Regions from separate parts of the Mus musculus genome. Here region 2 is linked to region 1. A link is a contact called in ENCODE Hi-C or POLR2A ChIA-PET data. All regions are on one chromosome and are shown on one strand. The core of a region is the stretch at or near the end of the contact, and the rest is flanking DNA. Distances in the headings are between cores, read along the strand shown. Region 1 holds the start of 0610040F04Rik (RIKEN cDNA 0610040F04 gene). Region 2 holds the start of Itpr1 (inositol 1,4,5-trisphosphate receptor 1).

What was found. A loop is a pair of places that touch in the nucleus more often than their neighbours do. ChIA-PET counts read pairs that join two places held with the same protein, here RNA polymerase II (POLR2A).
Region 2: a loop to region 1 is called in a map of heart, with 4 times the contacts of the local background. The contact joins the promoter of Itpr1 here to the promoter of 0610040F04Rik in region 1. A Hi-C loop is called at or near these places in 1 of 37 maps with a recorded cell type or tissue (heart). POLR2A ChIA-PET finds 5 or more read pairs at or near these places in 4 of 5 experiments (Patski and embryonic stem cell).

Annotation. Positions count from the first base shown.
Region 1 is chr6:108,659,502-108,665,460 of GRCm38, forward strand. It overlaps 0610040F04Rik (RIKEN cDNA 0610040F04 gene), which reads right to left and starts at 1,433. Exons shown (of 7, transcript NR_104577.1): 1 at 1,316-1,433. It overlaps Bhlhe40 (basic helix-loop-helix family, member e40), which reads left to right and starts at 1,128. Exons shown (of 5, transcript NM_011498.4): 1 at 1,128-1,491; 2 at 1,660-1,729; 3 at 2,004-2,111; 4 at 3,020-3,143; 5 at 4,978-5,959. The coding sequence starts at 1,412. The coding sequence ends at 5,831.
Region 2 is chr6:108,209,127-108,215,375 of GRCm38, forward strand. It overlaps Itpr1 (inositol 1,4,5-trisphosphate receptor 1), which reads left to right and starts at 3,970. Exons shown (of 62, transcript NM_010585.5): 1 at 3,970-4,227; 2 at 5,077-5,152. Gm38872 (predicted gene, 38872) reads right to left here and starts at 3,792. Exons shown (of 3, transcript NR_167935.1): 1 at 3,729-3,792; 2 at 3,480-3,647; 3 at 3,130-3,314.

The DNA of each region.
Region 1 (5,959 bases), core at 183-2,682:
ACGCTGCAGCCGGAGGGGAGGCGACCCGGACGCCTCTGCATCGGAGGGGGCAGAGGAGGGAGGGAACGCCGGGCACTGTGCCCGGTATCTTTCTGTGCTTGACTAGCCAGGGTGGGTGGGGGCAGTGAGGCACCCTGAAAGGCGGGAGGAGATGGGTGCGCGCCAGTCGGGTGCCAGGCCACCCGCAGGCTGCGCCTGGGACCTGAGCTCCCGGGAGAGTCCGGGGTGGGGGTGGGGGGAGGGGGTCGGCACGGCTCACACGGTCCACGGTCAGGTGCGCGCGGCGTGCTCGGCGGCGGCCTCGGCTGCCCTAGCTCCTGGCCACCAGCCCGCTTCCCATGGGGTGACATCCGCCCCGCCCTCGGTCCCTCCCCAAGGCGGGCAATTCCTGGACACTGAGGCTGAGCGCTGGGGGGGGGGGGGGGGGGGGGGCTGGGAAGCCAGGACGGAAAGAAACCCCAGCCTCTGGAGAAGGCTAAGGGGGGCCGACGACTCCCTCAGCTGCGCACCGGTTCCTAGGAGCGGGCCAGGCGGGGGAGGAGGAAGAAGGCTGGGCTGGAGCGACCAAGGGGATATTCCTCTCCCGGCTTGAGTCAGACGCGGGCGGAATCCGTCCTCCCCCGTTCCCTCCCAGGAGACGGGAACTTACTTCATTTCCCTGGGGCAGGTTCGCCCACGTTACCAACTCTTCCCCCCCCCCCTCCAGCTCCCCGGTTCCTTCCAGCTTCCGTGCCCCCCACCCAGCTGGGCAGGACTCTGGCTGCGCTGCCACCCCCTCTTTCGGGGAAAGGAGGCCGCAGCCGCAGACACCTGGGGGCCCGAGGTTTGGAGGGGGGGGGGGCACTTCGCAGCCGCCAGAGCGTTGTCCAACACGTGAGGCTCATGTGATGAAGCCGGGGGAGGGCGGGCAGGTCGCTCCTTCCCTCCCCGGCAGCGGCCAGACGTGCTTGGAGTCACAGGGTAGAACACGTAGCTTCTACCCACCCACTCGCTCCCATTTAACCCAGCCCGCAGCCTCTCCTTACTCCTCGGCTCGTCCCCTCCAGCAACTCCCCCCCCCCCGCCCCGCCCGCTCCGCCCTGAGCAACCCCCCCTTCCCTCCCGCCTCTCCGCCCGCCCCACTTCTCATTCACTTGGCTCGCACGGCGCAGACAGCGCAGCGAGCACACACCGCCAGTCTGTGTGCAGAGCGGGAGCCAGAAGCCGTGGGGACACCCGGCCATGCACGCCCCCAACTGAAGCGACACCTCAAAGCCGCTGCTCCTGGCATCCCAGCGCATTGCAAGGAAGCTCAGGCTAGCTCATAGGAACATACCTCTTGAGACCCTCGGATCCTCCCTTCCAGGGCAGCCCTTTCTCAGACTCTACTAAGTGCAGACAGGAGCGCACAGTGGCCCCTGCTCGCCGCATCATGGAACGGATCCCCAGCGCGCAACCACCTCCTACCTGCCTGCCCAAAGCTCCAGGGCTGGAGCACGGAGACCTGTCAGGGTAAGTGTGTGCTGTGATCCCTTCAAGTCTCCACTCCTAACCTTGTGTTCCGCGACACTCTCAACTTGGGGCATCTCTGAGAGTATAGGGGGCTTCTTTCACGTCTAGGGCTCCTGCAGCTAGTACGCACTCGGGAGTCACGGCTTTTTCTGACCTCTCTCCCTGCAGGATGGATTTTGCCCACATGTACCAAGTGTACAAGTCCAGGCGGGGAATAAAACGGAGCGAAGACAGCAAGGTAGGTGCATCCCTGGGAACCTCATTCCTTAGCCCCTCGTGTGCGCTGAGTTTCCAAGAAAAGTTTGCTTGTTTCAAGGTTGGCTGGGGGGTTCAAGATGAGATGAGCTCATTGCCACAAATGAGTGACTTGGGAAAGAAGGGGCAGAGAAGGTGAATCTGGGTGCGTCTCTGCGCCCTCGCAGAATTTTTCCCCCCTGCTACCGGTTGGGAAGGAAGGGAGGAAGCTTCGTTCCCTTCCCCGGGCACCCATTGCTTCCATGTATTCCATGCAGGAAACTTACAAACTGCCGCACCGGCTGATTGAGAAAAAGAGACGTGACCGGATTAACGAGTGCATTGCCCAGCTGAAGGATCTCCTACCCGAACATCTCAAACTTACTGTAAGTGAGAAGCTGGCTGCGCTCCAACCCAGTTCTTCTGCCCAGAGGGCGGATGGTGGGGTGGGGGTGTCTCTCGCCGCCTGCAGGCGTCACGGGGAACTGCATGCTAGACGGGCGGATCAAAGCTTCTGGTTTGGAGGGAACCCATCCCCAGACCCAGAACTTCCTAAGCAGAGGCAGAACCAGAACCATCTGGGGCCTCTTTAAGTTGGCTTCAACACTAACACAGCTTCCTTTTGGTAGTTTTTTTTTCTCTCTCTCACCACCTTGTAGTCTCCCTGACTTAAAGAAGCAAACCACGAAATTAAAAACTTAAGCCTTGTCCGCTTTTCATTTACAATAGGACCTACTTTATTTAATGTGTGCCTTTTTTTTTTTTCGTCATAATCTTTACTGGTAGCCAAAAGCTTTTTAGCTTTTCCTTCGGGAAAAGTATTTGGAAAGGAAGACAAAAAGCCAGCATGACTGGAAGTTCTGAACAAGTGTCAGGGGGGAAAGAAAGAAAGAAAGAAACGCAACACATTGGGAAAGCCACTTGGTTGCCAGACACAGTAGACATCCCTCCCTGGGTTGACACCACAGCAGATAAATGTTATCCCCGGAGTCCCCTAAGTTAAGGTCAGGGCAGCTGCTGGAGAAATATATCTGTCAGCTCACTCCCTAGACTGTAACAACTACCAAAATGCCTCCAAAGATAGACAACACGTGTCTGGCTTTTTTTTTTTTTTAAGCTTTTGATCATCTATGTGTATATGTTAAAACATCTGCAAACTTTAAATTTAGTGGAGCAGGAAAGACTCTTCCTATCTTTGTTGTTGTTGACACCCAATTCTCCTAACAGATAGTGTCAGAAGGGACTCCACTGACCTCACGGGTGACAGACTCTCCGTTTTTTTCTTCTTCTTCAGACTTTGGGTCACTTGGAAAAAGCAGTGGTTCTGGAGCTTACGTTGAAGCACGTGAAAGCATTGACAAATCTAATTGATCAGCAGCAGCAGAAAATCATTGCCCTGCAGAGCGGTTTACAAGCTGGTGAGTCCCCGGCCTGATTAGTGTCTCCTGAGAGCTCAGTGCCAATCTAGCCCCTGGGAGCTCGCTCTGGCTTCTGACTCTTCTGTTACCATTCATTTTTCACAGTCACTGGGCAGGGGTGGGGGGGGGGGAGATGCTCTTCTGATTCTTTCCTAAAAGGTCATATTTTGCCATACGGAATGCTGCTGTGCGCCACCTGAAATGAGTCCATGTTAGCCCAGTGATGAAATGTTTCGGTGACATTTTGAGAGTGTCTAGGTTATGGGAGACTTCCCCATCCCCCTTTAAAATGCCAAGGCACCTATAATTTGCATTGTGGGTGTTTTTACAGTTGGTCTGATGAGCCCTCATTCATGGGCGAACAGAACACGGGTCTGCCCCCAGTGTTTTCCTGTTTCTTTGCTTCCTTCTCTTTGGATGTGGGGTGCAGTCTTGGCAGGATGACAGCAGGTTTTCTTTTTTCTTTTTTTTTTTTTTCCTCTTGCCTGCCTTCCATTGTGGTTCCCTGAATAGCCACCAGGTATCTTGGCAAATTGCACAATCCAACGAAACCACTGCTTTCATCATTCATTTATCCTGAGTTTCAGAGAATCGGGGTACAGACCAGGGGGAATCCTAATATGTACCCCAATAGGCGTTCTTCAGTCCTGTCCAAGGCTAGAATGAGAATCACAGAAACCAAACCAAGCCAGTATGTCTGCCAGTTTTCTTTCTAAAAATAGAAAGTTGATCAGGACTGATCTCGGGGTGTGTGTGTGTGTGTGTGTGTGTGAGCTACAGTATATGGAGAAGACTTACAAATAAAGAGCCTAGTTAAACTGCACGGAGGAAATGCAACTATTTGATGAATAGGTTAGGTTTCTGTGTGTGCAGCAGTTGTTGGAGTTGTTGGTTTTAGTTTTGTGGTGGTTTTGGTTGTTCTGGTTTTGGTTTTCCTAAAGCTCAGAAGTAACCTGCCAGCCTCACCCTCCCAGGCGGGGGGATTACAGTGGGAGCTGTAACAGTTTCTTGGGCATGGTGGTGCATGCCTGTAGTCCTGTCCTTGAGAGGCAGATGGAGCCCCTTAAATTCATAGCCAGCCAGTTTTGCATAGGGAATTCCAAGCCTTTTAAGACTAAATAGGGAGATCCTAGATCCTATCTCGTACAAAAAAAGGGGTGGGGGGCAAGGGAGACAATGTTTTGTTTAGGCGGTATTTGTTTTATATAGTTTCTTTTTATGAGTCTCTGGACTTCTGCTTCCATGAAACTGTTGCTATACTAACTTATTGAGGATGGGTGTGGTAGTGCAGACCTGTAGGCCCAGCAGTCTGAAAGTTAAGATAGGCTCATATGCGTTCAAGGCCAGCTTGGGTTGCTGAGTAACTCAGTGTCACTCTAGACTAGAATGAGACTGCTTTATTTAAAAAAAAAAAAAAAGATGTGACTGTTGAACTTTTAAACACAGTAGCATGTTCATTTTTGTGACACAAGAAAAATCGGTAGCTACTACATGAAGTTTATCAAGAGTAGAAGTAAGTTGGTTTATTTCTCTGGGACACTCTACAGACATTATGAATCCTAGTTCGGAAAGTGGAGTATATGTAACCTTAGCGATACTCTGTTGTAATTAGTATTAAAACCCAAGTATTAATAAGGAAAAAAAAACCCTGTAACTAAGTGGTCGGAATTTGTTTATTTTATTCTTTATACTTCTCAGCATAATTCTCTAGGCATAGACTTTTGGAGTCTGAAATGCAAATTGCCCGACAATTTCAAAAGAGACAAGAAGAGAGCCTCAGACTTACCTACCACCCAACCTTCTAAAATCCTCCTTTCTGGGTCTTTTTCTTCAGGTGATTTGTCGGGAAGAAATCTCGAGGCAGGGCAAGAAATGTTCTGCTCAGGTTTCCAGACTTGTGCCCGTGAGGTACTTCAGTACCTGGCGAAGCATGAGAACACTCGGGACCTGAAATCTTCCCAGCTCGTCACTCATCTCCATCGTGTGGTCTCGGAGCTGCTGCAGGGTGGTGCTTCCAGGAAACCATTGGACTCGGCTCCCAAAGCCGTGGACTTGAAAGAGAAGCCCAGCTTCCTAGCCAAGGGATCAGAAGGCCCTGGGAAAAACTGTGTGCCAGTCATCCAGCGGACTTTTGCTCCCTCGGGTGGGGAGCAGAGCGGCAGTGACACGGACACAGACAGTGGCTATGGAGGTGAATTGGAGAAGGGGGACTTGCGCAGTGAGCAGCCGTACTTCAAAAGCGACCATGGACGCAGGTTCGCCGTGGGAGAACGTGTCAGCACAATTAAGCAAGAATCCGAAGAGCCCCCCACCAAAAAGAGCCGAATGCAGCTCTCAGAAGAGGAAGGCCACTTCGCGGGCAGTGATCTGATGGGTTCCCCATTTCTTGGGCCACACCCACATCAGCCTCCTTTTTGCCTTCCCTTCTATCTCATCCCACCATCGGCCACTGCCTACCTGCCTATGCTGGAGAAATGCTGGTACCCCACCTCTGTGCCAGTGTTATACCCAGGCCTCAACACCTCAGCTGCAGCCCTCTCCAGCTTCATGAACCCAGACAAGATACCGACTCCCTTGCTTCTGCCCCAGAGACTCCCTTCTCCTTTGGCACATTCGTCCCTCGACTCTTCGGCCTTGCTCCAGGCTTTGAAGCAGATCCCTCCTTTAAACTTAGAAACCAAAGACTAAACTCTGGAGGGATCTCCTGCTGCCTTGCTTTCTTTCCTCCCTAATTCCAAAAACCACAAAGGTTTCCCTGAGTGCAGAGAGATCAGCCCACCCTGCAGACCCACAGAGAAGATTCAGAGTGTGTGTGA
Region 2 (6,249 bases), core at 2,720-5,219, 450 kb before region 1:
AAAGATCGTATCTTGCCTGTAAGAACAAAAACCACACAGAACGCTCAAACACAATCGTCTTGTGAGTGTGCCTATGACTGAGTTTTGGACCATTCAGTGCAAAAACTCCAAGGACTGATGCTACTACTATTTGGAATATCTGGTGGTGTTTAGACATGTGTGTCCAAGAGTTTTATAAAATTATCCAAAAGAACTATATCCTCTTTCTTCTACCATAGAAGGTTAAAAAATGGTCAGGAAAGACACTCTAGGAACTACATAGACAATATCGATTTCTCTTTACTGATATTTCTCATGCTCAATGGTAGTCCATCACACCAGGTAAAAAAGAAGTTCTCTCCAGGACAGAATGAATTCCGATTTGAGTGTCAGCTTGTTGTCTTGCCATTTAAGGGGGACTTGAAGAAGCTATTTACTGAAGCATTCAAGGCTCACTATGATAGTCATGTATGACTGGGCTTTGTGACTAGAGGAAACTAGGGATTTGTGTTCCAACAAGCTGACACTTGGTTTGTGGCCAGGCATGGTCTCAGGGTGAGCTGCTCTATTTTCCTGGCCTTGGTGCTCATGTTTTTGTTTTGGTAAAGCTCAGGTAAGGTTTGGAAGCTCTTTCATGTCCTGTAACTCAATGACTGTCTGGGCCGACAAGGCTGGAGAGGATTAGTCCCATCACTCTCTCCACAAGCACACACCTTGGATATTAATGGTGCAGCTGGTTGTCAGCCTTGCTTTTTCTGAATCCTGCTTTCCTTGGCACATCTTGCTTTCTTTAGTAGGAGGGGACCTGAGGGTGGGTTTCTCAGCAGATGAATTTAGAATTTAGTCCAAGTCTGCAGCCATGGATTGCTGACAAAAACTGTTTCTATTTGTGGGGTTTCCCTGGAGTAAGTTGCTGTGCTAGCTTTGGACTTTCTTCAGACTCAGTCTCTAACACTGTCCTGACTGCAAAGTCCTCTGACCTCCCTACGTGGGCATTTCAAGGGTAAAGTTACACATGGGTACTTTTGTGGCAGATTATCTTTTTTTTTAAACTAGGCACATGTATGGTATGTGTTTATATAAACATGTTTGCATATGTATAGGGATATTTGTTCATGGCACATATGTATGTATAAGCATGTCAAGGCCCAGAGGTGCTAGTTGCAGATTAAATTTTTAGTCAATTTAAAAAGTAAAAAAAAGTCAGGAAAAGTCATTTCAAGTGTGTGGTCCAACATATCTGAAGCCTTGCGTTTGAAGTTTAGGTGCTTGAAACTCATTGTGTATTTTATAAGTACTTCACATCTTCTTTAGAACTAGCTGCATCCTCGGTGCATACATGGCTGATAGCTCCTGGATTGGAGATGCATGTCTAGAAAAATTCTTCCCAAGAAAAATTATAACAGAGAAGCAGCAGCTCACCCCCCACAGACACACACACCCTCTCCTCAGCTCATAAAGGAGTATAAGCCACTCATTCTAGCATCTATCACCGTTAGCATTGCCACACATCAACTGTCTGACACAAAGAATCTCTTTGAGCCATAGTAGAATTAGCAAAAGTATTTTCCTGTGATCTGGCAGCTTCCAGAACTTGCCAAACGTTGAACAGCACTATGTGCACACACTGACAAAGCAAACTGATCTGAGCAGCTAAACGGCCCAAATGCTCAGAAAGACATGCTTCTGTTGCCTTCTGTATGCTCAATGCACCTTCCATTACAAGGTTGCAGGAAACTTTTTTTTTTTTTCCAAATCTGCAAAAATGTGCAAACAGAAGGGTAAGCCTTTTTGAGTCAAGGGGACTGGAGTACACAAATGTAAGGAAGACATGGTCTCTCACTGAAACTTCCGGCTGGGGAGGGAAGACCATGGATAAACTACACAAAGGGCTTGTGTCTACAGTGTGGGGAGGATGAAAATGAGCTGCCGGTGCCTCTCAACTATGGCCAAGGATTCTTTTGCAAATCCACATTAGAATATCATGAAGCAACCCCCACCCGTTTTGTGGGCTGATTTGTTGAAATTGCTTGAAAGTTAGGGTCAAAGGGACTTGGAAAGTGGATCAGGTTGTTTTTATCGGGGAAAGGAAAAAACAACAGATATGAAAGGTGTGGATTCCTCTGTGGTGACAAGTTGGGGTTTTTCCCGAGGACAGACAGGCAGCTTGAAGCATCCCCACTTGCCTCCTAGATTGCCAACGGTGCCTTTTGGATATAACTTAACCTGCATGCCTTTAGCTTTCCATGTGCTATCGCTGAAATGATCTACTTAAATTACTTAGAAACAATGCCTGGGCCACAGGACGCACCCGTGTGATGCCCCTAATGGTTAGGTTGAGCACTAAATATGCAATAATTGTTACCTATTTTGCCCTCTATTGTTCTTAAAGTTTCACGAGAGGAGGCAAGGCTGTTGAATCACGTAATAGGAAAAGAGAACAGGCAAACATTAATGAGTATTGAATCCCTCTCTAGATGGCAAACCTGGGGTAAAGAGTTCAAGGTGATTTGCCTAAGGGCTTAGAGGCTGCTCCTAAAATAGGAGGGGCTCCTTTAAGGAGGTGGTGATGGAGGTCCCAATGGGCAAGTGCTTAGTATAGGTACAGGTTGGAGTTGCAAAGGAGACCAAAGTTAACCTGGCTTGTCCTGTTCTTTGGCCTTATACCTGCTGTATACAAAGAGGTTACAAACCCAGAATCAGTGACACTCAATAGCATGCTGTACAGAAAGCAGGTAGGCTGAGCTCTGTAGAACCATTTGTTTTCATTACAAGGATTACTGTTAACAGGTCTTTAGCGGTAGCAGACAGACCCCCATTTAGGATGTTATGATATATTTTGGCGCGCTCTCATATCCTGGCACAGTGCCTGGCCTGGCACCCAGATGACACCCGGGGAACGTTTGTGGAATGAATACGTGCAGTCTAGTTTGTAGGGTGGGATGGGGAAGGAGACAGTAGGATAACTTTGCCTGTGATGCAAACTCTTCTTCCCAAGACCAAAGTTCTATGCACTTTGCAGCCTGGAGCCTACACTATTTTCTGGTGTGTGGAAATCCATTTCAGCCCAGAGGCTTGGGTTGAAGACTTGCAGCACGCCTCGCCTGGACGCACTCATCTTAGTATAAGCAGTTTTCTCTGAAGCCCTTATTTTTTTGGTTTGCGGTTTATTTACTTTAGCGTTTACAGATTCCAGGAGCATAGGGGTCTTAGAAGCGGGGTCAGGACCGAGGTCGCGGTTTGTATTTCTTTCCTGCTTCGCGATCACAACATCAGCAAGTCACAACATGGTTCCTTTATTTGCTCACTCGTCAGGGTAGCGTTTCTTTTACCTCCTACCGGGCGACGAAAGACAGACCCAGCTCGAATTCAGAAAAGGGCTCTCACACGATTACCCCGCATCCTCAATAGCAGGGACCACCCCATTTCCAGACTTAGTTTTTCATGCAGACACTAGCAGGATCCAATAAAAAACTAGACCAGATTTAATAAAGACAAACTTGTTTCTTTAATCCTTGACCGCAAACACTGGCGTTTTTGTGCCTCGGATTTCTGAAATTCTTGGCTCCAGGACACAGGGCGCGCGGGGGTGGGTAAATAGCTTGTAAAAACTTCCCGAAGCAGTAATCCGAGCTCTTCCTCTCTCTCCGGACCCTAGTGACACCTGACTTTAGGAAGGGAAGATACAAGTCAAAAGAGAAGGGTTCACAGAGGTAGGGGACATACCCAGTGGGTCGGGCTTGCCAAACCTGGGGAGTCCGGTGTTCAGACACAAGTTCGCAACCCGAGCCTTCAGCCTGGGCGCCTCTTCCCCCTCCCACCCCTGGTCAGCGCGCGGGAGTCTATTTAGAACCCAGCCCCGGAGCCCAGGGGATTCTGGGACTTGTAGTCCCTCTGCGCAGCCCCAGGCGCCGGCACGACCTGGGACTCGGACTACATTGCCCAGGGAGCTTCCCGGCCTATATAAGCGGTCGGGCGCTGCTTTAAAGTGCAGTAACCATGTGGATGTTCTGCTGAAGCGTTTCCTCAAGCCTGCCGGGGTGGGAGGAGAGGAGGAGGTGGTGGTGGTGGAGGAGGTGGAGGCAGAGGGTGGAGAGAGAGAAAGCGCACGCCGAGAGGAGGTGTGGGTGTTCCGCTCCCATCCTAACGGAACGAGCTCCCTCTTCGCGGACATGGGATTGCCCAGCGGCTGCTAACCCCTCTCCTGGTCCTGATCCCCCAAACCGGCGTGGCTCCCCGGTCACCAAGGTAGCTGCTGGGGCCGGGCAGAGGGCGCGGGGAGTTGGCACTAGCTCCCGTGCGCAGAAGTTTTTGCCCTGATCACCGGGAGTTCTTGGTGGCTTTGGTGGCTTTGCATGCACTTGGCGTGTATTTTGGGGCTTCTTTCCCTGTGAACAGTTTTGGGGGGAGGTATATATTTTTTTTCAGGCTTAAGTAACCCCAAACGTCCTCGACTCTAGTGACCGGTTTCAACCTCCTTCCCCGTATTGAAATGGCATTCCCCCAAGTTGGAAACGGTTGGAGTGTCTGCAGGAAATAGTTTTTTTTCCCCCTGGGGGGGGGTATTTGAGGGGGTCATATGAGTTCGCTCAAGGAAATAATCTTTCTAAAAATGTAGCTAGCCCTGTTGCGCTGCTCAGCTGGTAGGATAATGCATGCGTGGGGGTCCCCGTGGGTTAAAAAAAAAAAAAAGGAAGAAAACCGGAGGAAGGGGGGGGGGGGCGATGAGGAAAGAAGTGTGGACGGAGCTCGTGCCCAATGAGGACGCGGGTTTCACATACTTGGCCTCCACGCGGGGAAACAAGTGCTTTGGGATCTCAACACGTCCCTTACTTCCATCCACCTTCAATCCCCATCCGGCGTGTTCGAAGTTTCTGCGTGTCTGATCTTTCTGGCCAGCTACTGACGGGAAATAAGCATGCTGGGTTTGCTTTTATTTGGGGGAAAGAGATCCCTCCGACTTAGCTGCTAAATTTGGAGGGGAGTGGGATCTGCAGGAAAAGCGGAGGCTATAAAAGTCAAAACTTGGATTTGAGAATTTCTGATAGACCCTCGCGAGATCCCCTACTCAGTCTTCTTTCTTTGTTAAATATTTAGGAGCTGATTACAAGGGACCAGGATTTGCATCCTTGGCTGGGCGTCCATTGGCTACAGAGTGCCTGACCTGGGTCAGGTGAGTGTGCGAGCCGAGTGCTGTAGTCAAAAATGGGTTTTTGTCCTAAGCATTTTCTAAGTCCTCTTGTAGCTGCCATAGAGGTAAAGTAGGGAAAAGAAAGACACCGTGGTCAAAATTGGTCATGGTCTTGGGTGAGTAAAGGTCTAGTGACAGCCACTTTTGAAGGTCGCTCAGAAGTGAAGCATGGCGGGGTGAGGGGGGTGGGGTGGGGAAGATGTCGGTAAGCGACCACAACGTGCAGTTAAAGGGACTGTAAAGTGGGTGGTCCCTTACCAGCCTGAGAGGAGCCCTCATTAGTTTAATTCCCAAAGATGCAGAACTTTTCATCTGCCAAGATCCCTAAGCAAGAGTGAGATACCCCTCCCTTTCACAAACTGTCACTTTGTTCTGTTCGGTTGTGGGCATGCCTGTACCCAGAATGGGCTGGGCTGCAAGAAATGAAAGTGACAAATTGAAAGAATGAGAACTTAAAAACGGGAAGGAAGAGCTTAAAGAATACTACAGTCGCTTCCAGGGTTTCACTGGAGCCACCTGAATGTCAAGGAACCCAGCGGGCTTCTCTTGCTTTGGGACCTGTTCCTGGATGAGGAGCTGAGGGCAGGCAGCATTTCTGTCAGTATAATGGCATATTTAAAACCATCACAGCCCGTTTCTAGAAAATAAAGCTTCTGTAGGTACAGGTGCCACTATGGTTTCAGGTTTGGCCATTGGATTTTGTTTTTGTTTTTGTTTTCCTAAAATGTCTGGGAATTGAGTAAACAACAAGTTAATAGGGGTGGGTGGTGAGCTGTGGGCAGCTGGTCCTTGGTAACTTCTTTAATGTCCTAAATATTTAGCTGTTCCCTGGGCTACAATCTTTGGGCTTTTCTAATTAGTGAATAAAAGCCAGATACTTCATTATGGTAGTAGAATGCTTTTGTTTCCTGTTGATAAGGTCCTCAGGAATACTGGCAGAGCGGGAAACATTTGGAAGGGAAGGCTAGTTCTTCTGTGGACTTAAGTCTATGTTGATTAAAGCTTGGGGTCAGCCTTCTCTTTGAAGTACATTACAGACGAGGTTAACTGGTCCACAGACTCTTCTCTATCTTTTGCCT